2 separate regions of the Mus musculus genome follow, and region 1 is linked to region 2. Evidence: chromatin loops called from intact Hi-C (ENCODE). Cell type or tissue: gastrocnemius. All regions are shown on one strand. Each heading gives the region's core, and the rest is flanking DNA. Links, peaks and the distances in the headings are about the cores only.

Region 1 (15,695 bases), core at 2,747-10,746, 270 kb after region 2:
TTGTCTTACAGAAGTTTTCAATTTCACAAGGCCTCTTTTATTAATTGTTAATTGTAGTGCCTGAGCCATTGGTGTTCTGTTCACGAAGTTGTCTCCTGGAACACTGATATCTTAAGAAACACTATCTATCTGTCTATCTGTCTATCTGTCTATCTGTCTGTCTATCTATCTATCTATCTATCTATCTATCTATCTATCTATCTATCATCTATCAATCAACCATGATCTATATATCATATCTATTATCTATTTATCTATCCCTTTTATTTTGAATATATGTATATATATGTATATATATCATATATCATCCTGTATATATATATATATATATATATATATATATATATATATATATATATATCATCCTGAGTGCAGCTTCCCCTCCCTTTCCTCTCCCCAGTCTCTCCCTCTACATCTCCCCTTTCCCCCAGAGCCACCTCATCTCCACCTCCCCTCAGAGAAGAGCAGGACTCTCAGAGTCACTAACCAAATACAGAATAAGAAGCTATAATCTATAAATCCAGGCACATAGTCTCACATCAAGGCTGGACAGGGCAACCCTTCTAAATGACATTGAAAAGTGGTAATGCTACTCCAAAGCTCTCATATAGTGTACAGATGTAAGAGACAACTTGTTAAAAAGGCTATTTCTGTTTCTGTAGGAATTTATAAAGTACAAGAAGCTACGCTATTTTTGGCTTGCATTGTTGCCCAGAAAAGATCGCACACAATATCCACTAAGTGAGAAGATGTTCCTCTCTGAAGAGTAAGTCTTTGGTCTTGTTGAATTTTTATGGTTAATCTTGAATGGAGACAATTTCTTCAGGAGCTTGGTAGATTGCCATTAACAGCAGCTTCAGTAGACACCACTTTTTTAAAGGCAACTGCCCCATCAGACTTCTGGGAAACCTACATTTGATTATGTAGAGAGTTGCCACACAAACCCTGCCATTATTTTGGCAAATCTCCAACAACCTACAGTAACCAAATTACAGGAACTTTTTTTTTTTTTTTTAATTACTGCTTACGGTTAAGAAGAGTGGAGCAAAAACCATTCACTAGATACCTTTAAGTACTTAATATTGCACGATATTCTGGAATTCAAAAGTGAATAAAAGATTGACAACTTTAAATTAGTCATCTTTGAGCTATATGTATAAGTTTGTGTTGAGAGTGCATGCATGTATGTTTGTGTGTGTGTAGTACATGTATGAATGGTGCACTTATATGTGATGCACATGTGGTATGTGGGTATGCGTATGTTATGATCTATCTATCTATCTATCTATCTATCTATCTATCTATCATCTATCTATATCTATCTATCATCTATCTATATCTATCTATCTATCTATCTATCTATCTATCTATCTATCATCTATCATCTATCATCTATCTATCTATCTATCTATCTATCTATCTATCTATCTCTAGTGCTTCTGGTGGAAATCAGAGGACAAATTCTGGTGTTATTTTTTAGATGTTCTCTACTCTCTCTTTCTTGAGGCAGAATCTGTCACTTGCCTGGAACTCTCCAACAGTGTAGGTTTCAGGGAGCGCCGGTGATCTGCGTGTCTGTGTCTTCCTAACACTAGGATTATCAGTGTGTGTTACCAAGATCAGATTTTATTCATGGGTTCTGGGGATTGAACTCAAGTCCTGTGCTTGCTAGGGAAGGACTTGGCTGATTGAACCATCTCCACAGTCCTGAAGTGGAGACTGTTGAGTCTAGTGATCGAAGACTCAATGGACAGACATTATAGCATCAAGAATTATATGAACTTAGTACACATAGGCTGCACCCATGGCTATATATGATTTTATAAGCATATTTAAGAAGGTATTTATAAATATACTGCTACAACTGGAATTGCACATTGTATTTGTTCAGCTTTCTTTTTTAAAGATTTCTTTCTTTAGTTATTTATTTATTTTATGTATGTGAGTACACTGTAGCTGTACAGATGGTTGTGAGCCTTCATGTTGTTGTTGGGAATTGAATTTTTAGGACCTCTGCTCACTTCCGTCAACTCCACTCACTCAGTCCCTGCTCGCTCCTGCCCAAAGATTTATTTATTATTATACATAAGTACACTGTAGCTGACTTCAGACACACCAAAAGAGAGCGTCAGATCTCATTACGGGTGGTTGTGAGCCACCATGTGGTTGCTGGGATTTGAACTCAGGACCTTCAAAAGAGCAGTCAGTGCCCTTACCCACTGAGCCATCTTGCCAGCTCTGTTAAGCTTTTTAAATGAGAATAAATGACGGTTTTATTTGCAGATAAAATCCCACTATATTTATTTTCTTTGAAATTTGGGAAACCCAATATGAGACTGGAAAAAGAAATTCTCAGTCTGCCAGATATTGATTCAGGCCCCACTTTTGTCATGAGGTGCAGAAGAGTCAGTGCTCACAGAAGCTGTAACAGGGTGTCTGAGACCTTGCACAGGACTTGTAGGTAGTTATGGGCTGTGAGCTAGGAACTAAACTTGACTTCTGTGCAAGAGCAGTGTGCACTTTAACCACTGAGTCATCTCCCTAGATCTTATATTGGCTAGGCAAGAACACTACTATCATGTTGCATTTCAAGCTTGTTAGTTCTGTTAGATCAGGATGCATCAAATAGGAAGTCATCCAAGGCCACCCTGCTGAAATTCTACCATGCGGAGGCTAAGCACAGTGACTTCTGCATGCTCACCACTGTAGGTCATGCCACAAACACTAGCTTCTGTTTCATGTTGTTCTTCCACTCAGCTAGAAATAAGTGTAGGAGTGTGGGTCAGAAAGGCAATGCAATGACAGGAATGGGGATAATTCCACATCGAGGAGAGATGGATGGAAGTCTCAAAGGTCCCATTTGCAGGGAAGCAGTACAGCCAGCATCAAGATGTGAATTAGGAGGGAAGACTAGGGGAGTCTTAATCTTTATAAAGAAGAATAAACATACATTAGAAATCACAACAAAAGAGAAGATAAGGCATTAAGAGCAGTAGATGTTTGACATTGTCAAACAATCCTTAAATAATAAGTGTAAGATCGTCATTCATGTGACACATGGGTGTGTGTGTGTGGGGTTGCATGTGTGTGTGTTTATGTGTATGTGTGGGGTGGTTTGTTTTGCGTGTGTGTGGGAGGGGGTGTATGTGTGATGCATGTGATGTGTGGTGTTATGTGTGTGTATGTGATTGATATGTGTGGTATGTGGTATTTTGTGTGTGTGATATGCCTGTGATGTGTGGGTTTTGTGTATATATATATATATACACACACACACACACACATATATATGGTATGGTGTGTGTTTTTTTGTGTGTGTATGTGTGAATGGTATGTTGTATAGTGCTCTGTGTGTATATAATTTTGTTGTTATTATTAGTGTTATTTGGTTTTTTCTGGAAGAGGGTGATGTTTACTTTGACATAATGGAAAAATCTCATTTTTTTCAACATTTACTTTAATTCTAATTATGTGTCTGTGTGTATGTTTCTTTATATGAGTATTCACACATGATTTTAGGTATCTATGGAGGCCAGAAGCATTGTATAGCCTAGAGCTGGATTTATAAGTGATTGTGAGCCACCTAATATAAACTAGGAGCTAAACTCAGATCCTCTGGAATTTCCATCTTAACCATAGAGCCATTTCTCCAGCTCCCTGGAAATCTCATTTTTGAAAATTTAGCTTGGTACACTCTTGCACAGTCTTAGGGGTAGACCTGACTAGGATTGCAAGAGAAGGAAGAAAAGATAAGCACCTAGATAGATAGAAAGTCTAGGCTGTCAGATGGAAAAGCTGAGGCCCCTCAGAAATTCACTCTGTTTATTATATACTGTTGGATGAGGTGGTGGGGTGTTTCAGGTAGATAAACAAGGAGCCAGGGATTATTGTATGCAGCTAAACAAGGAGGCAGTTTCAGTAGGAGCAGCCTCTGAAGGGGAGTGATCTTCAGGCCACAAATATCCAGGGGGAGGATGTCATGGTGAAAATTTTCTGCATATGTCATCAACATCAGCACACAGACCAGAGGAAGGCTTTGTCTGAGGGTCTGAGGCAGTGGTCCTTAACATGGCCAGCTCATGGCAACAACATACCCACTCAAACCTTCCCACACTCCAGGCTTCTTCTGCTCCTCATATGAACTGATGAACTTATTTGATGACTTTTATCAGTCTAAGAGTCAATGTCATGTTTATCAGAACGACAATATGTTCAACTTATAGATATGCATTTATCATCACTTACCCCATATTTCAGGCTACTAGTTAGTAGGGCTGCCTGAGATATTGCTATTGGGAACTATCACATGAGAGACAGTGCAGACTTGAGGTTTTCTTTCTTCTTCTTCTTTTTTTTTTCACACACATGCACACACACACACACACACACACGACTTAGGTTAGAGAGAAACATTTAAAATGTAAATAAAATAAAAACGAAAAAGATAAACACACAGAGAAAGAAAAGAAAAGCTAAGGTATGACTTTTATGAGGAAAGAAACTTTTAAAGATGCCATTAAGTTCACTTCTGTTGATCATCTACTGATGGGCATGCAGCCTACCCTTCAAAGAATAGATTCCCCAGTGAGACTTCCTTAGGAAAAAACTGTAATTTTCATTTGCAAGTGATCATCAATTGGAGATAGCTTCTGAGTCAGGGATGGTGGCATGTGTCCACTTCTCTTTTTAGTTCACTCATTGGTAAGTGGATATTTGCCCAGAAACTTAGAATACCCAATTTGCAAAACACATGCAACTCAAGAAGAAGGAAGACCAAAGTGTGGAAACTTTGCCCCTTCTTAGAATGGGGAACAAAATACCCATGGAAGGAGTTACAGAGACAAAGTTCAGAGCTGAGACAGAAGGAAGGACCATCCAGAGAGTTGAAGTTTTCTAAACTGGGTTTATGACATTATTCTAATTCCTATCAGCCACAGGAAGAGAGGCTACGTCTGGAATCAAATGACAGAAAATATTCCAGAGGTGGGAAATCAAAAAAATAGTTTTTCCCATCACATATTCTTACCCATCATCAACTGAAATTTAACTTAGACAGTAGATCACACAACCAATGTTATTTTGAAAATTCTCTTCTGTGGGTATAATCAAAATACAACTTTCCAAGTGTACTTATTTTTTCTCTTATAGGTCTGAAAGAAGCACAGATGACATAGATAAGAAGTACTGCGGATATATAGACAGGGTCAATGTTTATTATACATACTGCACTGATGAGAACAATATCATATGTGAAGAGACAGCCAGCAAGGTGCAGTTGGAAAGTGTGTTGAATGGCCTCCCAGAGGATAGCAGGTAGCTACTCTGAGTTGCTTGTCCCTAGCTGCTCTCCTGCTGTGATGGTTTGAATGAGAATGGCCCCCAAGGGCTCATTTGAATACTTGGTCCTCTGCTGGTGGAACTGTTTCAGAGACACCAGAAGGTGTGACCTTGTTAGAGGAGGTTGTGTCATTGAGAGTGGGCTTTGCGTTTTCAAAAGCCCATGCCATTCCCAGTTAGTTCTCTATCTTGTGCTTGTGGATTGAGCTGTGAGCTCACAGCTACTGCTTAGGACCTTGTCTGCCTGCATGCTGCTATCCTCCTCACCACAATGGTCATGGACTCTAACCCTCCCAAACCAGGAGCCAAATTAAATGCTTCTTTTTATAAGTAACCTTGGTCAAGGTGTTTTTGTCACAGCAATTGAAAGGTTGCTAAGACATCTGTCACTCAGAAGAACTGTAGGCAGTGTGCGTCTCCTCTCACACAAACACAGTAGCAGCAGTACAACTACAGTCCTGCCTCTCTGTAGTGTTTATGTCTAGATTTCTTTGTCTCATTTGCTGACTGCCACGATACTAAGTCATAGCTTTTCACCATGTATTTTCAGCATACAATGCGCTGAACACAAGACCATGCAGCCTATTTCTTCTCTTTTTTTTTTCCCCAAAGATAAACCAGGCAAATTTCAACCTCAAAGAAAATAAAGTCTGGAAAAATATAGAAAGCATAGTACGATAAGAACAATTTGTATTAAAGATGTATAAATACTTTAAAAAGATGTGAGGGAAAATAAACTTTGCAATTGACATAGCGAAGCATTTGATGAGTACTTTATACCCTGTCGTAATAAAGCTTAATAAACTAGGAGTAGATTTCCCAAATACAATCAAGCTTTGACATGAAATAAACAGCAAGCAAATGAACAAAACTCTGAAGTTTGAATTAACATCATAGTTCTAGCAAGAGAAAACATATTCCTAGTTTTAGAATAAGATAAGAATGAACGTTATTAAATCACTTCATTCGTCATTATTAATACGAAGAGCAGAACACCAATGGATGTTAAAAAATGAAGCTGGGCAAAGATCAGAATTAGACCAAAGCTGGGAGGACAATAGATGGGAGTATCTATTGCTAACCCACCCTGGTTAGTGAGGCCAAGTGGACTGAAGAAAATACCAGAGATCCATGTGGGGACACCAGGGGATGCCACACATTTGGGTTCAGGAGTAGAGCGATCAAAGCACTTCTCATTTGTATTATTAAAGCAATCAAGACACAAGGTGGCTTTTCGTCTCCAATTTGTGAGGGGGACCTGAAGGTTAGAGGTCAGTCTTCTTGGAAGTACCTGGTGTTGAGTAGGTTTTACAATCACAGCAAAAGAATATACTTGGTGTTATGTCTTATCATCTTTGGTCATGTGAAAAGAGACAAGAATATTCTTCCTAGGCCTTTGCCTTTCCCACAGAAATGATTTGGACACACCATCCATGGTGTTGCCTTCATGTCCTTCCTTCCAAGTGCATCCACTTACCAGTTCCTGCAATTTGGTCCAGACCGCAAACATATGGAAAAAACATTGTGTACTCTGTACCATCCACAGGTCATGGTAAGTTCATAGCTTTCTTCCACAGGCTCCCTCAATCTTTCATCTTTTCTTAATGACCTTCAACATCATGATCCGCAGAATGTTCTGAGTTTCCAAAGAATTCAGAAGAGAATTATTCCCTTATACTACTAGATAAGATGCTCTTTGCTGAAATCTATGAGACTATTGACACTTGGTTCCAGGTGAAAATAATGTATAAACATTTGTCACTGTGTATAGTGTTAATGCATTGAAACTGAATCTTAACACTTTCAAATCTAGACTTTTGAATTTGTTCGCTAAAACAATTGTTAGTGCTAGCTGCTGCACAATTATGGTAGTAATAAATAGTTTGGTAGAAGATCTGTAGTGAAATAGACTCCGGACACACAGAATACTGACCAAGAAAAGCTTCAAGAGGCTAAGAGGAACCAGTTTTTTCCCTGGAAGCATACTGCCCTCTAGTGGTGGCACAGAAGAACTTTCCCCTGGCGTCTTAATAAAGGGAGCCTTTAGTTGAAATAAAACCACCACAGGTCTAACTCTGATGGAAATAGACCTGGTCTCCACCGGCAGCGCCCCTGCACCGTGTCCATCCAATCCTATTTACTGTGGAAGGCATTGAAAGATACTCAACCAAGCGGGGTAGTGCACAACTGTAATCTTAGAACTCAGGAGGAGGCTGAGTGCAGGGGAACAGCTGGGTTCTGGGCCAGCCTCAGCTACACAATGATTTACTATTACACCCCAGTTGGTTTCACAGACATCTACACGGTCTTTCTTGTTGAATTTAGTAACTCTGGAGAGATTTACAACCCACACACTTTTGGGTCATAATTAATCAGTTGTATGGATTTGACTTACTTCTTTAAATGAAACTACCTTTGGGTATGCAAAGAGAAAACATATTTTAAGCACAGCAGCATCTCTTTCCCAGGCCATAGTGTTTGGTCACCGTGTTTATCACAGCAACAGAGAATAAACTAGGACAGCCTGTGGTCCCAGAATTATGGAAGTGGAGGCATGAAGGTCAGAGTTCAAGGTGATCTTCAGCCCAGTGACTTCAAGTCCAGCCTGAGATCAGCCTGTGTCAAAAAAAAAAAAAAAAAAAAAAACCAACCAAAAAACAAGCAAACAAACAAACAAACCAAAAACAACAACAACAAAAAAAAACCCAAAAGCAAACTAAAAAGAAAAGTGTAGAACTTCACTATTTAAATGACCTTCCACTCAAATAAAAGTCTCAATATGCTTTGTGGTCTTTGAACAACATAAATCGTAGAAAAGTAAAAGTTTCAAATGAATACAATCCAATGGACACCATGTCTATTTAAAGGCTATGGGCATTTCTGAGGCAGGATCAGGATTTAATAAGAGAAAATCCCAAAGACTCTCAGAATATTAAATATGGAGATAGAGAATTACAAAGTGAAATATCAAAACTCCCTTCATTTATCTTTCTTTAAATTTTGTGTATTGTTCATGAGGAGAGCAGAAGAAGACATCTGAGCTCCACGCATTTTCAGCACACTTGTGCAGGAGGCCTGCCTTGATAATTGCGTGCTGGAATCTCTTTGTGGTCCTCGATATTCTACAGGAAGCTCTCTTAATCTTTAGTCATTTTTCCATACCTGTCTTTGATCTCATTAATGAAGCTTTAATGGCAGAACCTTATGTATGAGGATTTAATAAACTGATAGAAATATTTAATTTACTAAATTAAAACCCTGATGCTGCCTCATCCAAACCTCGCTGAAAGCAAGGGAAGCGACCTAAGTGTTGTAGCTGATGCTCAACAATCAGTTGATCTCGGAGCAAAATCCCAAATAAAATAAGATCAGACCCAAAGCTTGTTTAATAACATATATCATGATGAAGAGCGACATTCCTAATGACCTTTAACTGAATATCTTATGAGTGGAAAAGCAGTTGGGAATATGTTAGAGGGCCTGTCATCCTGGAATTTTCTGAAATGCAAATTATGCATTGAAGGAAAAAAAATGGAACTTCACAGAGTCTACTACTGATGGAAAATATACTGGATGCATCAATGAAAGAAAAAGTTGAGCAGAGGAAGAGAAAGGAACTGAGTGTTGGTAGAAAAACTAAAAGCCCCACTGCTTAAGAGAACAATGAAGTAAATTCTCTATCTGTGAAAGAAAGAAGTTGCTGCTCATTATGGAGAGTTCTTTCTAACATTTACCATCTACTAATTTTAGATGATACCCTCCCCACAGTGGACAGGCAGTGCTCTGTTTCTCCATCTCCAGAGAGCACCACATCCAATGAGCCTGGCTAGGTAGGATTAGCTGTCTTCTAAAACTCCTTTCTGGCAGAAATGAGAAACAAGCTGTTTATTTCCAGGGTGATCTGATTTCATTTCTGCTGTCCACCATTGTTTTTGTCTTAAGAACCCAGTTCATACCACAGTGAGGCTGGCTGTGTTCTTAAAAACCTTCACAGGGAGGGAGGGACCTGGGTGAGAAAGGGGAGGGGAATGGAGGGGAAAATGGGGCAGGGTAAGGTGGGTGGGCATCGTAGGAGAGAAGCCCAGAGTGCCAAGAAAATGAATGGAAATATGTGGCTGCCAGGGATTGGGGGAAGGATTAGAATGTCCCAGAGACTTGGGATGTGAGAGACTCCCAGGACTGATTGGGAGTGACCTTAGTTGAAGTATCCAACAGTGGGAAGATGGAACATGAAGAGACCTTCTCCAGTAGTTAGACAGGGACCCCAGTGGAGAGATAGGGACACCACCCCACCTTCCAAATTTTTCACCCAGAATTATTCCTGTCTGAAAGAAATGAGGGGACAAAAACAGCAGAGATTGAAGGAAAGGCCATCCAGTGACTGGCTGGCCCAACTTGGGATTCATGAAAGAGTTAGGGGAAGGACTGAAGGAGCTAAAAGGGATGGCAACCCCACAGGAAGACCAACCGTGTCAACTAACTCGGACCTCTGGAAGTTCCCAGAGACTAAGCCACCAACCAGAGAGTATACTCGGGCTGGGATGTTCTCTGAGGCCTGTCGCACATATGTAGCAAAGGACTGCCTTGTCTGGCTTGAATATAAGGTGGTGGGGTTGGGATGGGGAAAGCACCCTTTCAGAGGCAAAGAGGATGGGGTAAGGAACTCTGGGAGGAGAGACCAGGTCGAGGGCAACATTTGGGATGTAAATAAATAAATAAATAATAAATAAATAAATAATAAATAAATAAATAAATAAATAATAATAAATAAATTAATTAAAAAGACTTTTACGTTGTATCAGACTTTTTTCTTGTATGATACAATGATATATCCTAGTAAAACCTGTTATTTGTTTTCAGACAGGATTTTGCCATATAATTCAGGTGAGGCTCAGTCTTGTGTTTGTTCCCATTCATTGGCTTGAACTCATGGTCCTCGTGGGTTTTTTGCTTATTTGTTTGTTTGTTTTTTAAGCCTAAAATAAAGCTTTTCCTGAAGACAAGTTACTATCAAATCATCACAGCAAAGACATGCCTAAGAGCAGGAGACAAAGACAAGATGAAGAGGCACAGAGTGATTTTCGATTTTCTGAAGAAATTCTCTCCTCTCTCTCTCTCTCTCTCTCTCTCTCTCTCTCTCTCTCTCTCTCTCTCTTACACACACACACACACACACACACACACACACGCACACACACACACACACATTATCTCTCTCCCTACCCCCCAGCCCCCATTTTTAGAAATAAATAAGCAGACAGAAATATTACATCAAACCTAAGAGGTAGAGGATTCCCACAGGAGTTTACTCATGGGGGTAATGTTCTCAGAAACACAGTTGCTTAATTGGAAATAATGGCCTTTTTTAAATCAGTTCCTCCCGAGTTTGTTTTGTTTCTGCAGAGCTTTCAATTCCAACTGATAAAGAATGAGAAACATGAACAGGCATGGATGCTATCTTTGTCTGCCTCATTTCTGGGCAACATCTCACAGGGGACACAGGAAAAATAAAAATAACCCACATACAGCAGCCCCAGATCTGGGAATTCCCTGGGCTGCCCTCCACCTGCCGCTGACCCCTTAGCCCCTGCTCCCTCATCCTGGATACCTGGTGCATGGCTGCATGAAGAATGTCTTTGTCCACACTCTGATGATTTTCCTAGAATAAGCGGGAGATAGAGAAGAAAAGATTTGTCCCAATTTGCTCCCTATTTCTGGAATAAATTAGATGCTATGACCAAAAGGTCATGGTTTATTTCCCTTATAGATTACAAAACCCAAAACAGGAACTTGAAAGTAAGAGCTGAAGCAGAGCCATGGAGAGTGCAGCTAACTTGATTTCATTCCCAGGCTTGCTCAGCTTGTTTTTAATACAACCCAAGAGCAGGAGCAGCACCTCCCCGGTGAGATGGGCTCTTCCACATCAACCGCACACAAGAAAACACCTCACAGACTTTCCTATACAGGCCAATCTTACGAAGGCATTTTCTCAGCTAAGGTTTCCTTCCCAGACGACACAGACTTGTGCCCAGGTGACAAAGAAAACAAACCAAACCTAACCAAACAGAACAAAACAAAACAAAACAAAACAAGTACAGTGTTGAACATCTCCTTGCAAGAAAAGCATCAGTGGTGAGAACCACTCAGAGCACTCTGTGGGTCGGGGCACAGACTAGAAGGACTGAGGGGTTCTATCGTTCAAGGACCCACAGGGAATGGTCCTAGAAATAACAGCTATATTTATATTTAATTGGTATTCACTCGACACCTCCTTTGTATATCTCATTTGTTTCTTACACACTCACACACACAAAATGCTGGGGAAAAGAGGATCTTTAAAATCATATATGTATATATACATATATATGATATATATGTATTAAGTATATATTATATATAGTGTTTTATTTACTATTTTTATAGATTTATTTATATACTATATAAATGTATGGTATTATTTACATGTACATGTATATATAAACATATATATGCATATGAACATATAGATACTTTTTGCTGTTGACTCAAAGGCTGCGGGGCTGCACACATCTGTGGGGGACAGTGTGACATTTCTGTTTAATGACCTGACAAACAGTTGTCACATTCATCACTTCATATCTATCACTGATTTATGTTAAGAACATCCAAAATCTCTACTAGATTTTTGTTTTGTTTTGTTTTGTTTTCGGTTTTTCAAGACAGGCTTTCTCTGTGTAGACCCGGCTCTCCTGGAACTCACTTTGTAGACCAGGCTGGCCTCAAACTCAGAAATCCACCTGCCTCTGCCTCCCGAGTGCTGGGATTAAAGGAGTGCACCACCACACCCGGCTCTACTAGATGTTTTAATTATAGAATTCGTTGCCAACCATAGTTATGTCATGTGCTATTGAGTATTAGCAGTTATGTTTTCCACTAAACTGCACTAAGTACCTAAGTTCATCTCTATTCTTCTACTGCCATCCCAGGCTCTGGAAATCAGTTCTCTTCTCTCTACTTATATCAGATGATGTTTTAGCTTTCACATGTAAATGAGAACACATGGCACTTGTGACATCTATACCTGATTAATTTAACATAACAAATTTCATTTAACATGATACTCTGGTTTCATTCATGTTAACATAATACTCATGTTTCACTCATTACAAATGTCAAAATTCCATTCATTTTTATGGTTGAATAATATTTCATTCTGTGTATATATTTTCTCATTTATTCATTTATTAGTTGTAAGATAGGGCTTCACTATGTTGCTAAGAATTGCTTTAGATTTTCTATATAGCCCAGGCTAGGCTGGTCTCAAACTCTTAGTGACCCTCCTATCCCAGTCTTCTCTTTTTTAAACATGATATTTTCATTAATTTTTTGTCTAACACTATTTGAACATATTCACCCCTGCCACAACTCTTCTCATAGCCCACTTCTTCACTCTCTTTTCCCTTCCCACACAGCTTTGAATTCTCTTCATTCCTCACCCTCATATCACATTTTCTTCATCTATTTACATCTGAGATGATTATTATAATCAAATTATTGGCTTTATTTTGTTATTGAGTTGTTTGAGTTCTTTGTATACTCTTGGTCATACAGATGAGTGGTTTGTGGGTTTCCCCATCCTAAAGGCTTTCTCTTCATTCAGTGGGCCGTTTCCCCTGACAATCAGTCTTAAAACTCAACAGCATTCCACCTGTCCATTTAGCCCTTCTTAGCTGTGCTTTTGGAAATAGATTCAAAGATCCTTTGCCATAGACAGTGTCCTGAGCCATTTCTGCTATGTTTTATTTCATTAATTTTAGTTCCTTAGTCTTGTATTTGTTTGCTTAATTCACTTGTAGTTAGTTTGACCTAAGGAAGAGAGAGAGAGAGAGAGAGAGAGAGAGAGAGAGAGAGAGAGAGAGAGAGAGAGAGAGAGTTCAGCTTTACCATCTGCAGATAGAGACCTGGTTTTCCTATCATTCCGTAAAAGAGAACAAAATCTCTTACTGGAACTAAACTGTCCATATACTTGCACATTTCCTCCAGGTTCTCCATCCTGGGTGATTGCTTTATGTGACTGTTTTATGTGTCATGCTCTTTTTATTATAGTGGCAGATTTCCCGAAGTTACCATTATTTCTGTCTCTCTTATAACCTTCCATGATCTTGCTTGGATGTACAATTATTTTTAGGAAAACTCAGTGTATGAGAACTAACTGGTAAAGGTGAGAGATGCCAAGAAACTGAAAAAGTATATCTGGGCTTGCACAGAGCAGAACAACACATCAGGGCACAAGGATAGAAGCATGCTTTTGGCAGCAGCAGCGTGGAGGATCCCCACATCCAAGGAGAGAAGAAGGGATTGATATGTTAAGCTACAGAAAGATGGGTCTGGGCCAAGTAGCTTGTGCCTGGGCTTCCTGTTAAAAAGGTCAGCAATCTGCTGTTGCCAGGGAACAACAGTCTGTGCATCAATGGTCATCAAAAAATAGTTGGCTGTTTTAATGACTATTGTTATTTTATAGTGCTTATCAAACAGGCCTGGGTATCCTGGTTGCTCCTTTAACACAATAATTATTTTTTTTAAAAAAATACCAATATAACTTACTATTATTTATATATTCTTTTAGACAACAGTATTATTTATTATTGGCTTCATGGTATTTTTTTTATATCTATTACTTGACTTCAATAATTCAAGTTAACTACTCAGCCAAATTTCATGTCATTCTTTCTGTCTTTGCCTTAAAGTCTTAATAAGCATAAACTTTATTTGCTCTATTTTTCATAACAGCATAAAAATAATTAGGGAAAACAAAAACTATCACAAAGAAAAGAGCTCCAAGGGAATGCACAAGAATCAAAGACACACTCAAGTGTGCACACACTCAGGAGTTCCATAAAAAGACTGAACTGAAAACTGTAATGTGTCCGCAGAGGACCCGGTGCGGACTCACGTAGCTCAAGTCCCATGTTGGCCGCTTCGGTCTCTGTGAGTTCATACGAGCTTTGTTCAGCTGATTTAGAGGGCTGTGTTCTGGTGTCCTTCACCCTATCTGGCTCCCACACTCCTTCTGCCTCCTCTTGCTCAGGGTTCCCTGAACAAGAAGTATTTTTGCTACTACTGCAGAGAGAGCTATCTACTCTGACACTGGCATCAGCATTTTTGTCTGTGTTGAGATCAGGATGAGGCTGTTCCCCATAAACTCAAGCATTTGAACATTTGTCCCCGAGGTAGTGACATTCCTTGGGGGAAGTTTATGAGGTGTCACCTTGCTGGAGAAAGTATGTCAGTGGGGGGTTGGCTTTGCAAGCACAGAGCCTCACTGTAGTCCAGTTCATTCTGCCTTGTGGTACTTTCAGATAAAGATACAATCTCTCAGCTTTCTGCACTGGCACTATGCCTTCTGTTGCTGTCCACATCACTCTGGAGCCACAAGCCCAAGCAGACCCTTCCTTCTACAAGTTACCTTGATCATGGAGTTTTAATCCTAGCGACAGAAAAGTAATGTGTACTACCAGCCTGCTCAGGAAATTTGTACTGAGGTCATTTATTCAGGGTGAGATCCTATAAAACATTACAAAGCTTATCACATTTAAAATTTTCCAGTTCTACCTCCCCAAGGACCATATCTGATCCTGTAGATCTGAGATATAGTCCCCAAAGATCTATCCATCACTCATTCACCTATCTATCATACATCTGTCTTTCTATCATCTGTCAGGGGCAGAGAAAAGAGAAATTCCTGGGAGGGATTCCCACCTCAGAGGCCAGCTATCAGAATGCTGTAAAGGATAATGGTGCACTCTGATACACAAAGGGCAGCCAGTCTCCAGGAATAGATACATCTGAATCTCCTCTGCAGAGGCTAGTGAGGATAGTGTGGTGACAGCAAGATGCAGGGAGGAAGGGACAGATGATCTGACCTTATCAGAATCCAGAGCCTCTGGGAAACTAAACAAAGTTTCTTTTCAAACAGGCATAAAAGTCAGAGTGACCATGAGCTAGGCAGGAGAAGATACAAGATGCCAGGCAAAAACTATAATAACTCCTTTATGGGAGCAAAATAACCAGCAAAGACAATCAGGGTCTACAAAGCAGATTCTTTGGTTAGAGATAGAGGGAAAGCAGGAGCAATCAGCTTTTCCAAGGGAAGAAAGAGATACCGAAAGCTGTGGGAGATAAGTGCAGACTTTTGACGTTTAATGAGTAGTTCCACTCTGTGAGAGAACCTACAGATGAGAAATGGAGGAGTAGAGCTGCAGTTTAGATCCACGTGTGGGCGGTAGATGCTGTGCACTGACACTGTGTTGAAAGTAATGAAAGTATTTTAATGTGTACTTAACATTTCAGTGTTAAGTCTTATTAAATATTAACTCTGA
Region 2 (15,695 bases), core at 3,414-11,413:
AGAATTTTGAAATTTGGATGTCAAAGAACTTAATAAATGCCTTATAGTATCTTAAAAGGATCTACTTATTGGCATATGTCTTGATCCTGAACAGCCACCTTATTTGGAAAGGGAAAAGCATAGGTTCTCTCCACAGAATGCTGCAGAAGCATGATGGCTAATTCGTGTGACAAGATGACCGGTGAGTTTGCTCAGTGCCCTGACTGTAGTGACAAGGAAGCTGAATTGGGTACATGTTTTCGACCCATCCTTGCTTGCCATTTTTCCAGTTTGGACAAGCGAAGCGGCCTTGCTTCAAGCTTTTTAACCTTATGGTAAAAAGAACATCAGAGACTGTGTAATCTGACTTAGAAAGATTAGTCCTATAAAAAGAGTTATAGTGATTATTCTCTTTCCCTCACGTGACCAGTTATTCTAACTCAATCTTGGACTGGTCTAGTAATAATTCCAGTATTAGAGAATCCCAGGGAAGTTAGCTAAATATTCTTAATTACCTAACAAACTTAAATTGGAGCACAGCCTCCTCTCCCAGAAAGATTGCAGACTTTCTGCAATTCTCAAAGCCAACACCCCCACACCAGGAGCTCTAAGTCTAAGCTTGGTCGTTGCTAATTTGCAATTGAATGGAGTACCTGGACTTCCCCAAAAGAAGCTTTTGTACTGTTGCCTTTCACTGTCTCAACTTTGTTTTCCAAGCAGGTCAGTCAGCGCCCTTCAGCCTGACTGCAGCAGGCGTGCATCCCCGACTCCAACAGCGCAGGTGGAAGTTATTAATCTTCATTCAAGAAGCATTCTAAGTACATATTGTGGCTTTTGGTCTGATCTGGAAGTAAGGTTTGCTATGAGGGCCAGACAGTCTAAGACGGACACCCAGATTTTGGAGTCATATCAATCTAGACAGAGGTACATGCCAAGAGGCCGTGGCTCATTAGTAATATACCACAGAGCCATGTAAAGAATTGGAGGCAAAGGTTAATGTCTTAGAAGTAGTAGTCTTAACAATAGGGCAGGACATAGCATATATTAATGCTAGAAAGTCAGAAATTTCAGATATTAGCAATAGTCACTTGGACACTTGGGACATTGTTGAATTGGCCAGAGATTTAAAAGATAACCTAAGTGCATTGAATCCCCTGGATTGGGTTCAATATATATTCCTACTTGCTATTATTATTGGCATTATTTTATTAGTAAATTGTTGTTTCCACTCATCTTTAGAACACTCCTGAGATCTGTAGCTACAACGAGGCGGGACATTCCGGAACTTCAGCAGAAATATAAGAAAGAGAGAGAATGCTATGCACACTACAGTGAAGTTTGCTTGGCAGGCCGAGAGGCCTGGGAGCACTCACGAGGCAAAGAGTTTCATGGAAACTCACCTCCTGGAACTTTGGCGTTCTCATAAACCGTATATTCTTACCCTATCCCTGAATTAGTCTGGTGTATGGATCCACGTGCTCTCTTTTAGTATTATCTTATTATAAGTGCCTTTTATGATTGAATTCTGACATAGCTAAGCCTTCACCAGTGTTCCAAAGTCCTAGAAAGACCTTGTAGCTGACAAACTTGGAATTCAGTAGGAATTCAGAAAGGAAGTTACCTATTCAGTAACTAATTAAGCATTACAAAAGATCGGAGCCAGTAGCTCAGGGCTGGTCTGCAAAGTGTTTACTAAGGACAGTAGCCAGTCTTACCCAAACAAGGGTTTACCATGAGAAAAGTTAGGGAATCCCACTGAGACAGGTTTCTTCTCTAGACCCAAAGTAATCAGGCAGAACTATAGAGCATAAATAAATTTTATGCCTCAGTCCAGCTTTTTTTAAAAATATTAATAACAGGGAGGAAATTGTAACCTCCCTGCTAACGTGATGCTGGCTAAACCAGACCTCAGCTTTGCTGCCACTAAGGAGATTACCTAAGGTGGAGCCTGTCTCCCTAAATCACTCTATTGTTCAGCCACAGTCACTGCTACCTGCTGGGAGTCTGCCTTGCTATTCCGGAGACTACACCCTATCCTGCATGTGGTCACCTGCAGCTGGGCTCCAAGGATAAATTGGCAGGAATGGGCCTCCCCGCCTCCTTTATAAAGTGCGTCTGCCATTAAACATTTGAACCTTAAGCAGACTAGCATGTCTTGGTTCCATTATTTCTCGACCCGCCTAGGTTCCCTCTTTTCTTTCAGCTCCAGTTTGCCTCCCAGGCTCAAACCTGGACATGAGAGCTGCAGGCCGGCCCCAACAAAAAGACAAGTGCATCATGTTCAGCTTAGAGAACCAGTAGTTCACTGAGGTTGCTCAAGGCGTGGGTAATGGAAATGCCCTTGGGTCCATCCATTACAGAAAAGTCCTTGACACTAATGTGGATAGTTTCTCACAAAACTGTGTTGAAAAATACAAAAATAATAAAATGTCATGAAATTATCCCCGCAGATTACGTCTGTCTTACTGCCCTTGGACCGTCTGCTTTGACAATCTGACATGGTAGAGAGACTAGATGAATGTGGATCATAAAGGATAGTGTATTAATGAGGTAAAACCCACAAGTTTGGAGCAAAAGCAGACCACATTCAACATGACCCTTGAAGCCTCACATTGCTTTAATTCATACATACATAGTTACAAGAGCAATGTTCCCTAATACCCTAATATTGTATGCAGGCTACCTTGCATAAAAAGAACTTTTCAGATGTGATTTAAAGACATTGAAATGGAGAGGTATTTCTTAAACAACTAGATAGCCTGACTTAATCATAGGGTGCTTCAATAGAGAAGAGAGGGCAGTAGAGAAAAAACTTAAAGATGCTACACTGTTGGCTTTTACGATGGAGGAAGGAACCCTTGCCATGGAAAGCAGGTGGCCTCTAGAGACTGTTAGGCCAAGGAAGAATTTGCCCTTAACTATCCAAAAGGAACATGGTCCTATTGTAAATTTTAGTCCAATGAGATCTCTTTTGAACCTCTGGCCTTCAAAACTGAATAATAGATCAATGCTGCTCTTGTTTAAAACTTTTATATATACATTTTTATTTATTTATTTTATTGTATATTAGTGTTTGCACGCACTCACACACACACACACACAGCATGTGCATACCTGGTGCCTGCAGAGGTTAAAACAGGGCACTGGATCCCCTGGGAGTTGAGTTGAGTTAGGGAAGGTTATGGCCCACCATGGTGTGTTAGGAATCAAACCCAAGTCCTCTGCAAGAGCAGTCAGTGCTTTCTTTTAACTGCTGTGCCATCCCTCCAGCTGCTCAGTGGGATTTTGCTTTTACACTAACATAAAACTGGGATTAATTTGCTGTTCTCCTTTTTCTTTTTGAGACAGGATCTCTCCATGTAGCTGCTCTGGAACTTGCTTTGTAGACCAGGCTAGCCTCAAACTCACAGAGATATTTATTCTTCTGCCAATTGTTTACTGAGGTTAAAGAAGTGTACCACTATACCAAGCCTATAAAACTTTTATAATATGGTTTTGCCTATCTCCTGGAATTTATCCAATAACTTCATCTAAATAATACAGGCCACAGGAGACACTAACCATGAAGTCTCTGGGTGCCAGGGGCTCACTGCCACTTTCCTTTATAACAGAAGTACATGTTCTGTTTGTCACAAGCTATGAGAACAGCAAAATTCAAATGTCATTTCATTCAACTAATTGTGAATTCCAGTGAATATGAGAAGATTTTTTGAACAGCTGTCACCTGTAGATGGCGGCAGTGTCACCTACAACAGCAAGTGAAAACACTTTTATCTCCATGATGAATTATTGAAAGACTAAGATAGTAAGCATGTACTGAGCATGGTGAGACATGTTCACAGATAAGCCTACCAGTATTATAGTTGTCCATTGAGCTATTTTACACACTACAAAGCTCTGTGATAGCTGCTGACTTGTCCAGCAGGTCCAGTTATTTGAGGGTCTTGAGGGGACCTTCTCCTAAGAACCAAATGGAGGGAGGGAGAGACGGACACCAAGTGCAGGAACGACACGGCGGAAGCAGTCTGAGTAGCATCAAGGTGTCACTGTATTCAGCATGGCTCAAGGCTTAAATGCACAAGCAAAAGGGGAAGTACGTCTCAGCAGGAGGAATGGGGAAGCAGAAATGCACAAGCAAAGGAGGAAGTACTTCTCAGCAGGAGGAATGGGGCAGCATAAATGCACAAGCAAAGGAGGAAGTACTTCTCAGCAGGATGGGTGGGGCAGTGGAAATTTTTCTTTTGGCAGCTACATGGGGAAGCAGAAACTTGGTGGTATCAGGGTGTGGTCAGGACATCTGGCGCTGACTTAGGGCTGGAACATTCTGTGGTTGTTCTCAGAAGGGTGCGTCAGTAGCGCGCTTTTGACCCCCTTTTCTTCTAGGGGGGACAGATCCAATTTGGAGATCAAGTCAATAGAGTTGTCGTAATAGCTCCCAACAAGCTGCTACAAAAGTTCCTAAGTTATTGGACTATAAATAGGGTAATCTATATTTTCGTGGTATATGTCTTAGAAGCCAGTTTGTACAGTTTGTTGTGGGAGGTGTGGCCTTGTTGGAGGAGGTGTGGTCTTATTGCTGGAGTCATGTCACTGGGGTTGGGTTCCTAAAATCCCACAGCATCCCCAGTTCATGCTCTGTCTGTCTTGTGGTTGTTCTCTCAATATGTCACCCACTGTTCCAATAGGATACCTGCCTGTTTTCTATCATGCTCCTCATCATGGTGGTCATTTACTCATTATCTGAAATTTAAGTAAATTTCCAGTAAATGGAGCTTTTATAAGTTGTCTTCATCATTGTGTCTCTTCACAGCAATACAAAAGTTAACTAAGATAGGAACTGTCCAGCATACTGCAGGCTATACATTGTGTCCCAGAGTTCCAGTTTTTGTGAGCTCCCATGCTGGGGTGGGCTTAAATGATACATATGTCTTTGAATCAATTCTGCTCCTGTAGGAGGAAACTCCTATCTAAATTCCTATAAGTAGCACCAATAACACTTATCTGTTTACCATGTTGGACTTTGATCCTATCTGTAATTTGGTCTGTCATGGGCTCCCTCTCTCAAGTGAGAAGATTTGTGTGTTGTATATGCCCAGGAAAGTCTGTCACACAACAACTACACACAGTTAAATGAAATAAAGTCATTAGTTTCTCTGAATTTCTGTAAGAAAGTATTTTCTTGGTAACTGGTAATCTATATAATCTAACATGGAATTCTACATTGACTATCACAAAAATGTATCTTTCTTACATATATGGTTCAAACACTCCTGTGTTTGATACACTGTGCTGTTCTCTGAGAATGCAGAAGTGGATCACACACAAAATCTTTCTCATTCGTTTGCTATAAATAAGATGGACTGCAAATCAGAAAGACCTAAGTGCAATAGGAATAGAACATTGAGAAAAGTATTTTTCTGCATGAGATATGCTTGTATTAATCTAAGAATGGTCAGGGTAAGCCCAGTGGTGGTGGTTCATATCTAGCATCTCAGAACTAGGGAGACAGAGGCAGGTAGATCTCTGACTTCAAAACCAACCTGGTCTATAAAGGAAGGCAGGACTCAAGATAGCCAAGAATACACAGAGAAATCACATGTCAAAAAACCAAAGAACCAAAAAGACTATAATAAAAATACAGATTCAAAATAAACACAGTATACTACAAAAAAAGAACTTTATATTTTTTTAAATTTCATTTCAATGTGTGTGTGTGTGTGTGTGTGTGCCTGTGTGCCTGTGTGTATGCATGTAAATGTGTACAGTGAAAGCTTGAAGTTCAGAGACAACTTGCTGTGGATGGTTTTATGTTTCCAACGTGTGGATCCGGGTGTTGAACTCAGTCTTAGTAGTCGGTGCCTTTACCATCAGAATCATATTCCTATCTCTGAACTAATACTTTAATAGAGAGCAAGACTATGTGCTGTTATGTAGCTTCTCCCAGCCTTGAAGCAGGCTAATTCAGACCTTGCTGCCACTGAGAATGAGACCATCTGGGGTGGAGCCTTCTGACCTAGATGGCTTTATTGTTGTTCTGTCACCTGCAGCTGCTCTTCTCCAAGATGCCTCTACCCACTGAGAGGCTGAACCTGTCTTCCTGAGATATTCCTGAGATAGCTAACAACCTGTGGAATTGGCAACCCAATGCTAACAGCTCTGACAGACTAGTGCTAACAACTTAGCAACAAAGCATCAAGAAGCCTGGTGTGGTAGGGGATGGGTTTTCCCTTTATAAGCACAGACTCTTAGTAAACTTTGGTCCATGATCAGAAATCTGTCTTGGTTTAGTTACTTCTCTCGCCTGATATAGTTCTTGACAGCAGACAAATGCCTATTTTCTTTTTCACTCCCATTTTCCACTGTCAACCCCTGGCTGATATCAGCACACTGGGCCAATGCTGACTCAGTCTAGCCTGTATCTCTTTGTACCTACAGCACCAGTTTTGAAAAGATGAAGTTTAAAGCCAGTGCTAGCATGAATACAAAGTGTTGCTCACTGTGCCAGATACATCTTCTTACTATTCTTTCTTGTAGAGCTCTACCAAGACAGTGTTCTCTCAGTTGATCTACTCATACTCAGGTCCCACCCGTACCTGTTCGGGCGCCATCTGTAGCCACCTGTGGCCACACTAACTGGGTTCCTGTGAGTGGGAGGTTGGAGCTGTATGGGAGAGTATCCCGTCCCGAGGGACTCAGTTATTTGTGGGTGCGAGGGGGACCGCAAATCTGGGAGAAAATGGGAGGAAGAGAAAAAGGAGCTGGAGACCAAGTAGAGGGTCCTATGGAGGTCTCAGTTTATTAGGCTGAAACGCCGGCTTTTAAAGCACACATCGAGGGGAATAGGGAAGGGTTGAGGGGGAATTAACAAAGAACAAAGCAGTGGGCATCTGCTGACATGAGGGCTGAAGTCAGAGTGGTGGGCACTCTGAGTCTTATCTTCGGAACATAGATTCTCCTTAATAGCCTTGGGTGTCAGGCCAGGCTCAGCTTGTAACTCATGTCCTTGGAAGTCATGGGAGTCAGAAAGAGATAAGGAAGAGGGGACTATAATTCAGCTTTTACAGCCTCAGGTGCCAGGAAGGGAACAGGGAGAAGGGAGTGATGACCGGTTCCTGGCACAAGACCATTTGGCTTGTCAGGGTGGGAGATTGTGAAGGGCTCGCTTTCTCACAGTATGGTCTCTAACAGGAGAGGAAGGTGAGAAGTAACAAGACCAAGACAGATTTCTGATCATGCCCAAAGTTTACTAAGAGTTTGTGCTTATAAAGGGAAAGCCTGCCATGCCAGACTTCTTGATGCTTTGTTGCTAAGTTGTCCCGTCCAGCAGGACTTAGTTATTCCATGGGTCTAGGAGGACTGAGGCCTGGAAGAGAAATGGTCAGAGAAAAGGGAGCGAGACCAAGCAAAGAGTTGTCAAGGTCTGTTTAATGGAGTCTAGGAGCCTGGTTATAAGCACACAATGAGAAACAAATAGGGAGGGTTCGGGAGGGTATAATAAAAGTACAGATAAAGGGATAGACATCTGGGGCGGATGCTGATTGCAGGCTTCAAACATCTTGCAGCTTATCTCGGAGTGCCGGCCCTATCTAAACAGTCCCAGGAACCAAATGGAGACATGAAGGAGGAGGTGATGCTGGCTTTATCTAAACAGTCCCAGGCTCCAAGTAGAGACATGAAGGAAGGGATGACATAACTCCCATCAAAGGGTCAGCCAGATCTTCAGGGTGAGAGTTGCTGAGGTTCTGGTTTCCCACATTTTGGTCTCTCACACTAAGTTGTTAGCACAAGTCTGTCAAAGCTTTTAGCATTATGTTGCCAAGTCCACAGGTTGTCTCAGGCTATCTCAGGAATATCGCCTTCTGGGGTTTACAGAGTGACTTTGTTATTAAACAAAATTTAGAAAAAGGGATAGTGGTAAATTTCAGTAGTACGGTGTTTGCCTAGCATGCGTGAGAAGGTTTAATCCATATACAAAGTAAGAAGAAAGTTAACAGAGAAATTGTTTGTGAACTGTTATTTCGTCCTTTTTGGGACTCATCAGTACAGTATAGCACATGATCCAAAAATTTAAAATATTTTGTCCTTAAAATTTAACAATGTGTAAATGATTGCAAGATTAGGCATCTGAAGGGGTTTCAGTAATCAGCTATCTCCTCATCTGAAAAGAACCTATTAAAGAATAAAATTCAAATGGCATAATCATGTATGGAGTTCTTAAAACTGTTAAATTTGGAAAATGAAATTTGTTTGTAACATATTCTTAGTCTGTTTCAATTTTTAAAAAATCTGAGAAGTAAAGTGTAAAATTATTTGACAATGCTATTAAATCTTAGTGTAAAGCATTGCTTTTAATCCTGTCTCTATCTGCTTTCAGATTGGTCATTGAATTTTTTAAAAGAATGATGACTATACTGTCTATAATGTTTGGAGGCCACAAGCCAATTATTATCTGTCCTGTGATTACAGAATAAACTTCCATGGGTTCAGTCACCCCACATTTTTAGTGCCTCTGAATTCATAGCAAGGACCAATGAAAAAAGTTCATACCTGATCACAAAATGTACCTCACTAATACAGATTTGTTTATACTTTAGTTTTACCTATCAGTACTTATACCCAAACACCTATTTGATTTAGAATCATCTATCCAAATTCTATGCAGTATATCTATGATCCTTTAAGCAAGTTTTCATCTTTGCTGTCAGTGTGATTACTGATGAATTTTGATAATAGTTTTGGTAGATATGAGTAGAGGAGCAACTGTAGATAACAGGTCACAGAGCATCAGTTTCTCACGCATGCTTTGGCACATTCCCTATCCGGGATTTACAATTAGTGGGCGCTGTAAGGTGTAGTTGTTGGGCTTGTTACAAATCCATTTTTTATGTATATCCCCACTGCTGTTGTAGATCCCCCTGTTACTCAAGTAGGCACATTCTCCTCCTCCTCGGGTGAGAACCCTAAAGCAAAGAACAAATAATAATTACTGCACAGGCTAGCATTGCATTAAAACACCTGATCTAGTTTTAAACCTAGCATCTTTTACATCCTCAGGGTTGATTTGAACATCACATCTTTGTCATTCATCTATGTTGAACCCTGGGATGTGTGTACAAAGGAATTAACTGGTGCTTGCTATTATGCTCAAACAAACTGCTGCTCAGGGTGACATCACTGAGGGTGATTTTCAGTTCTTGATGTATTTTACACATGTATAAAAGTGAGGGAAACCCTACTTCTTAATAAATTTCTTGGAGGTCTTAATGATGGATGTGACTATATCTGTATTTTACCACTCCACTGAAATGGCTCTGTTCAAAATGGCTAGCTATGCTCACACAAGAGCTGTCTCTGGGCTTTTTGATGAGGAGGCATTAGAAAGGTTACCAATATCCCTGGAATATCAGCTTCAGTAAACAGGTACAGGGAGAACAGAGGACCAACAAGTCTTACCCATGCAGTTCTGCACTGGCTTCCTGGGCTTTTTAACACTCCTCCTCCACCCTCCCTGATATATAGTTCTGACACCAGTAAAGAAAAATTTTCAGTTGGTGATATAAAACAGACAATATCTCCCCCAGATGCCATTATTATGGTATAGATTTTTGAGTGAAATTACTCTAAGTAAATGTGTTGAAAGATGGCCAATGAATTGGATGATATAAAAAAAAAAACCTGAGTTTGTGATGTTGTGGTGTTTGCATCTCTTACAGATACAATGCACACATTTCACAGCAAATAAACACAGTATAAGCGTAAGTTTTCTGAAAACGTACAAGTTGTTATACTCAGTGTTGTCTGTCCATATCCAAGGGTGTTCTGAAGACTCTCTGTGTAGTCCAATCCAGTGGTCAGAAGCCCCCTTGTATCTCTTCAGAAAATTCTGTCATAACACAGATAAAGGAAATACATGTGTCTCTCAGTTTAACATGACCCTTGAGTCTCCACCCTAGAGCCTCCTCTCAAGATGACAGCATCTTATAACTGAGGCTCATCAACTTTGGAGCCATAATAACCCTTAGTTCTCAGTATAAGCATTTTACACCCATAACCCAAAATACATTGATGTGACTTGGTAGGTCCTTGATTTACAATGTCCTTGCCATTTTTAATAGATGCCAAATTCATTATGCAACAAGTGAATGCTTGGAGAAGAGCTTACATGACCACAAGGTATCTCAGAAAATTGTATGTGTGGCCTGTAAGGTCTTACTATGCGCACTACATGATAACAGATCTCTGCAATAGCTTAGGGCTCAAGCCAGAAGCAATAACACCAGGAAATGGCACAAACTACTGTCTTCTGCATATACCCCATCTGCCTGAATGAGATTCTTCCTCATGCTTTAGCCCCAAGCTCTCAATCTCAAAGCAGTAGTACATATTCAACAAAACAACAAACCCATTACTGATCCCCTTTCTTACCAGTTCCTCCAAGCTGTCAAATAGAGCTAGATGGGCATCTAGTGCTATGCAGGAGGACTGACTGAATGTCCAGTTTCCCATGTCTTCAGAAAAATAAAAGCATTTATTTCCAAATCCAATCCAGCCACTTGAGCATACAGCATAGCAAGGTTCACAGCTCTCCATGACTGGTTTTTTCTTTCTCACTTAAATGGAGACAGTAATATAAAATGTAACAAAGAGACATTTCCAAGTCTGATCCCTTTGTCTAGCCATCCAAACTTCAGTTGTGAGGTGTGTACTTGGACTGTAGTTTTCTTAACTGACACTAGGGGGCCCCTCCTAGCATGAAGGTCCCCAATACAGAGCCTTCCAGTGGGGATCTAAGGGAATATTTTCACTTTTCTTCTTTGTGTTTTGAGACAGAATCTAGCTATGTCTCACTGCCTGGCCTTGATCTCACTATGTGGGCTGAACTTGTCTGGAGATTGTAATTGTAATCCTCCTGGCTGTTCTTCCTAAGTGCTAGGAACAAGACACCATACCCTGTGAGAAACTCTTTTCTAGGCCATCAGCTCCTTAGGACTGTCCCTGATTCCTAGCATCCTACAGTGTGCTTTCCCATAATTCTCCTTCACATTCTCCTTTTCTCTAACAAAAGAAAGAAACTCCTTACTTGTCTGGATGTTAGTATAGAAAAATGCCAGCATGCAAAACATGGCAGGGTCAAATAATTTTTGATACCAACATTTTGATCATAAGCTTCCTATAATTCTGACACACACACACACACATACTCCCTCTTTCTCTATATATGTATATATACATATATCTGCATATATACATTTATATGTATATTTCCATATATATGTGTGTGTGTATATATATGTATGTTTGCATATATATATGTATATATGTATATGTATATATATGTGTGTGTGTAAACATATACTGGCTCTTGGTATAGAAACTCAGATTGGCTATCATCAAGAAGTTTGTCAACCACGTTGGGCAGTAGTGGCATATACCTTTAATCCCAGTAATCAGGAGGTAGAGGTAGAGGCAGAGGCAGAGGCAGAGGCAGAGGCAGAGGCAGAGGCAGAGGCAGAGGCAGAGGCAGAGGCAGAGGCAGAGGCAGAGAGGCAGAGGCAGAGGCAGAGGCAGAGGCAGAGGCAGAGGCAGAGGCAGAGGCAGAGGCAGAGGCAGAGGCAGAGGCAGAGGCAGAGGCAGAGGCAGAGGCAGAGGCGGAGGCAGAGGCAGAAAACTCAGAGGCAGAACTCAGCCTGTTCAGAAGCATATTAAGAAATGGGGACACTTATTTACGACTGGTGGAAGTACAAGCAGATATAGTCCACATGGAGGGTTCTCAGAAAACTTAAAACTAGACCTGCTGTGTGGCCCAGCTATGATATTCCTGGGCATATATGAAGAGAACTCCACATCCTACCACAGAGATACTTGCACATCTGTGTTTATTGCTCCTCTATCTGCAAGGAAACAGAACTGACCCAGATGCTCACCAACTGATGGATAATGTAAATGTGTTACAGGCACAAACAAGAATGTTATTTAGCTGTAAATGAAATTTGTAGGAGGGGGGGTACCTAGAAAGTATAATATTAAGGAAGGTAATCCAAGGTCCAAGAAAATAAGCCCATTGTAAGCCTTCACATCCAGTCCCAGCCTATAGCAGACAGTGTAAGCAGCTGTGTGGGTGCTCATGGAATACCATGTGGAGAGGAGAAGAAAGAAGAGTGATATAAAGTGACAAGGAAGGACAGGATGCAAGTAATGGGCTATAAGTTGTGCAAAGTTTAAAAACAGAATTATTTTTTTAGTTTCAACTCTTCCATAGTTTTTCTTTTTTTTGTGTGTGGAAGACAAGTGCATAAAAATGTGACTGACAAGTCTAAACCATAAGCAAAGCTTCATGGCTTCACAATGGCTATTCTAAGTGTGTGGAAGTTAGTGAGATACCAAGGTTTGGAGACCCAGCAAGTGTATGAGTGGCTGTGTTGATGGGGCCGAGTGATGTGTTTGTTTACCTGTGAGTCTATTATAATAAAGTGATGTGTGTGTGTGTGTGTGTGTGTGTGTGTGTGTGTGTGTGTGTGCAATTGTGCTAGCATGTGTATGTATGTTGTTCTTGTTGTTGTTGTTATTGTTGTTGTTGGTGGTATATGTGTGTGCAATTATGTAAGCATGTTTGTATGTTGTTGCTGTTGTTGTTGTTGTTGTGGTGGTGGTGGTGTGTGTGTGTGTGTGTAAAAAGCTCCAACTACAGCAATGTTTCAGAGGACATCTTAGAAAAATAACAGATATATTTCTTCTCTACCTTCTCCTTTTCCTTCCGGTAACATCAGAATTGGTCGGTTGTTCTTTCAAATGTCTACTGAATTTCAAGAAACAAGTGATCTTTGAAGCAAAATATTAAATGGGGGAATGATACCCCAAATATTTTTACTGGGGCTGTGTTATAGTTGTTTCCAGTTCTCATATCCAGCACTACAAGGCTTTAGTGAAAGGGACAAATATACAGGCAGTGAGGATGACATCACTTCTTTTATATGACTCTTTTTAGGGTTACATAATAGTTTAGGTTACACTAAGATTTGTTGGCAAATGTTTAACCTGTTTAGACTTGTATATTAGTCATTGGTGCAGCTAAAGTTGATTACATAAATGATTCAGGCATTGGTGGTGCACATATTTAATCCCAGCACTTGGGAGGCAGAGGTAGGCTGATTTCCAAGTTCAATGCCAGCTTGGTGTAAATAATGTGTTTCAGGGCAGCCAGGGATACACAGAGAAACCCTGTCTCCAAAAACCAGGATATCAAACAATATTATAAAACATTTTCTCCAGCTACGGCAGCAAAGGTATACAAGAGTTTGCCACATTATTCAAAACAGTCCACAATTAATCCCTTAGGAATCATATTCTAGAATTTTCTAACTATGGGTCATGGGTTCTGTACCTTTCCCAACCATATGACTACTCACTATTCTCACTTCCCTTTAGCTGCAGCTTTGGGTTCCTACTCCTTGAGGTTCCTACTTTGAGATTTTATCTCCTTGTTATCTGCCTTGAACAGTTCCCTAAGGGGACCTATGCCCTCTGCATCTCTCTTTAGAGCTTGCTGAACGTCATCTTCCCAGGGATGCTGAGCCAAGACTCCTGTGTACACCATGGCCTGTGTGTTCTTTCACTGCATCTTCCTGATGGAACCTAAGTTCCCAGACAACAGGAACTTCCAGTGTGTTTTCTCTGGCACCCTTCCCACAATGCCTGAGTCACAGTGGTCAGTAAGTATAACTGACAATGAATATGGACAGAGTGTCACAGAATTTGAAGAATAAGTCACTTACCTGACAAAGTAACAGAAAGAGCAACTACAGCTACAGTAAGGACCATGATCACTCCATAGCAGCAGTAAAGTTTAACACAAGATGCAGCGGAGATGATTCCGAGACATTTTGCTTGGAGTTTTTTACCTGAAAATATAAATCTGAGAATGTCAATTTTGCAAACCTTTTATAGAAAAATATAAATTTATCCCAGAATCATGTGCATATTTGTCTTGTACTCCCCTAGTGAAAACCCCTTCACAGAAGTTTTCAGTCCATAAATGATATCTTTGGCTGACAGAACACTAGAGGAAAGGGAAACAGACTTTGTGTCATAGAATCATCAAGTTATAGAAGTAAGGGCCAATGAGAGAGCAAGAAACAGAAAGAGTGAAGATCAGGATGAAGAAGAAACACCAACAAAGTTATCTATAGGTACAGTTCCATGTGAATAGATCTGGTTAGGGCTGAGGAAACCATAATAACAGTAAAGAGAAAAAAAAAATCAATGTGTCAGGAGTGATGGCTCAGGAATGTGGCTACTAATACAAGAAAGTCAGGAGTTCAAGGCCAATCTTGGTTAAATATTGAGTAAGGGGGCTGGAGAGATGGCTCAGCATTTAAGAGCACTGACTGCTCTTCTAGAGGTCGTGAGTTCAATTCCCAGCACCCACATGGTGGCTTACAACCATCTGTAATGGACATACATAAAATAAATAAATCTTTTTAAAAAAAAGCCTGCGGTGGTGGCACATGCCTTTAATCCCAGCACTTGGGAGGCAGAGACAGGCAGATTTCTGAGTTCGAGGCCAGCCTGGTCTACAGAGTGAGTTCCAGGACAGCCAGGGCTATACAGAGAAACCCTGTTTCAAAAAAAAAAAAAACAAAAAACAAAAAAAAACCAAACCAAAAAATAAAAAATAAAAATTAAAAAAATAAAATAAAAATAAAAAAATTGAGTAAGAGGTTGAGAGAACTATATCAGACCCTGTTCTATCTGTGAATGTAACTAACTAGATAATTCACTTGCTCACTCTAAAGAACTACGTAATGATATGTAATTCAATATATTATCAGAAGAAGAAAATTAAAACAACAACCATTTCATTAATATCAGCAAAAGTATATTCAAAATTCAAGGTAAATACAAAATAACAACTCTGAGCACATTAAGAACTCAAGGAACTTCCCTAACTTGATAAAAGGTTTGTACTGGATAGGTTTATGTGAACTTGACACAAGCTAAAGTCATTTGAGAGTAGGGAACCTGAATTAATAGAACACCTTCATAAGATCGGGTTGTAGGAAAGACAGTACTATATTTTCTTAATTTGTGATTGTGGTGGAAGAACCCAGTGCATTGTGGGTGATGTCATTCCTGGGATGGTTGTCCTGTCTTCTATAAGAAGAATTAGGAGCAAACTGCTAGGAGCAAGTTAGTAAGCAGTACCCCTCAACAGCCTCTGTGTCAGCTGCTGACTCCAGGTTCCTGCCCTGTGTGGATTCCTGGCTTGAATTCCTCCAGTGACGAACAGTGCTATGTAAGCCCAATAAACACTCTAATTCCCAAATTACTTTGGTCATGGATCCACAATAGGATCCCTAACTAAGACAGGTACCTATTATACACCAAAACAAAAATGCAACTACAGTCAGCATAAATGCTTTTCCCCAGTGACGCAGAACAAGGTAAGGATGTCTGCTCACACCATTCTAGTTGTGACTCTGGGAGTCCTGTCCAGGACAGAAGGGCAAGAAAAAGAAATCACAGTCAAGCGTCATAAAAAGAGATAAAAGTTTTGATAGTCAAACTACATGGCTATTTCTACATATACAGTTCTAAAGAGTCTATTACAGGGGCTCTAAAAGTCATGAATGAGTTTATAATGTTGCAGAAAAAATATATCAATGTACAGAATAGTTTTCATTTTATACACTAACTCCTCCTCCTCTTGTTTCTCCTTC

What was found. Peaks named below come from ENCODE experiments on the same cell type or tissue, not always from the same donor. Only the 100,000 strongest peaks of a DNase experiment are listed, where the experiment ranks them.
Region 1: a loop joins it to region 2, with 2.3 times the contacts of the local background. A loop is called at or near these places in 13 of 42 quality-filtered maps.

What each region holds. Positions count from the first base shown.
Region 1 is chr6:129,358,746-129,374,440 of GRCm38, forward strand. It overlaps Clec12a (C-type lectin domain family 12, member a), which reads left to right. Exons shown (of 6, transcript NM_177686.4): 5 at 663-766; 6 at 5,149-6,558. The coding sequence ends at 5,317. Among named protein-coding and RNA genes, the nearest start is that of Clec12a, 16 kb to the left of the region's middle. In gastrocnemius, for the core only: a CTCF peak has its summit at 7,331 (motif pointing left); a DNase peak (open chromatin) is centred at 7,352.
Region 2 is chr6:129,084,612-129,100,306 of GRCm38, forward strand. Clec2e (C-type lectin domain family 2, member e) reads right to left here. Exons shown (of 5, transcript NM_153506.4): 2 at 13,752-13,877; 3 at 10,405-10,589; 4 at 9,756-9,862; 5 at 7,205-8,939. The coding sequence ends at 8,795. Among named protein-coding and RNA genes, the nearest start is that of Clec2e, 8.4 kb to the right of the region's middle. In gastrocnemius, for the core only: a CTCF peak has its summit at 3,710 (motif pointing right); DNase peaks (open chromatin) are centred at 3,707 and 6,627; H3K27ac peaks cover 984 bases.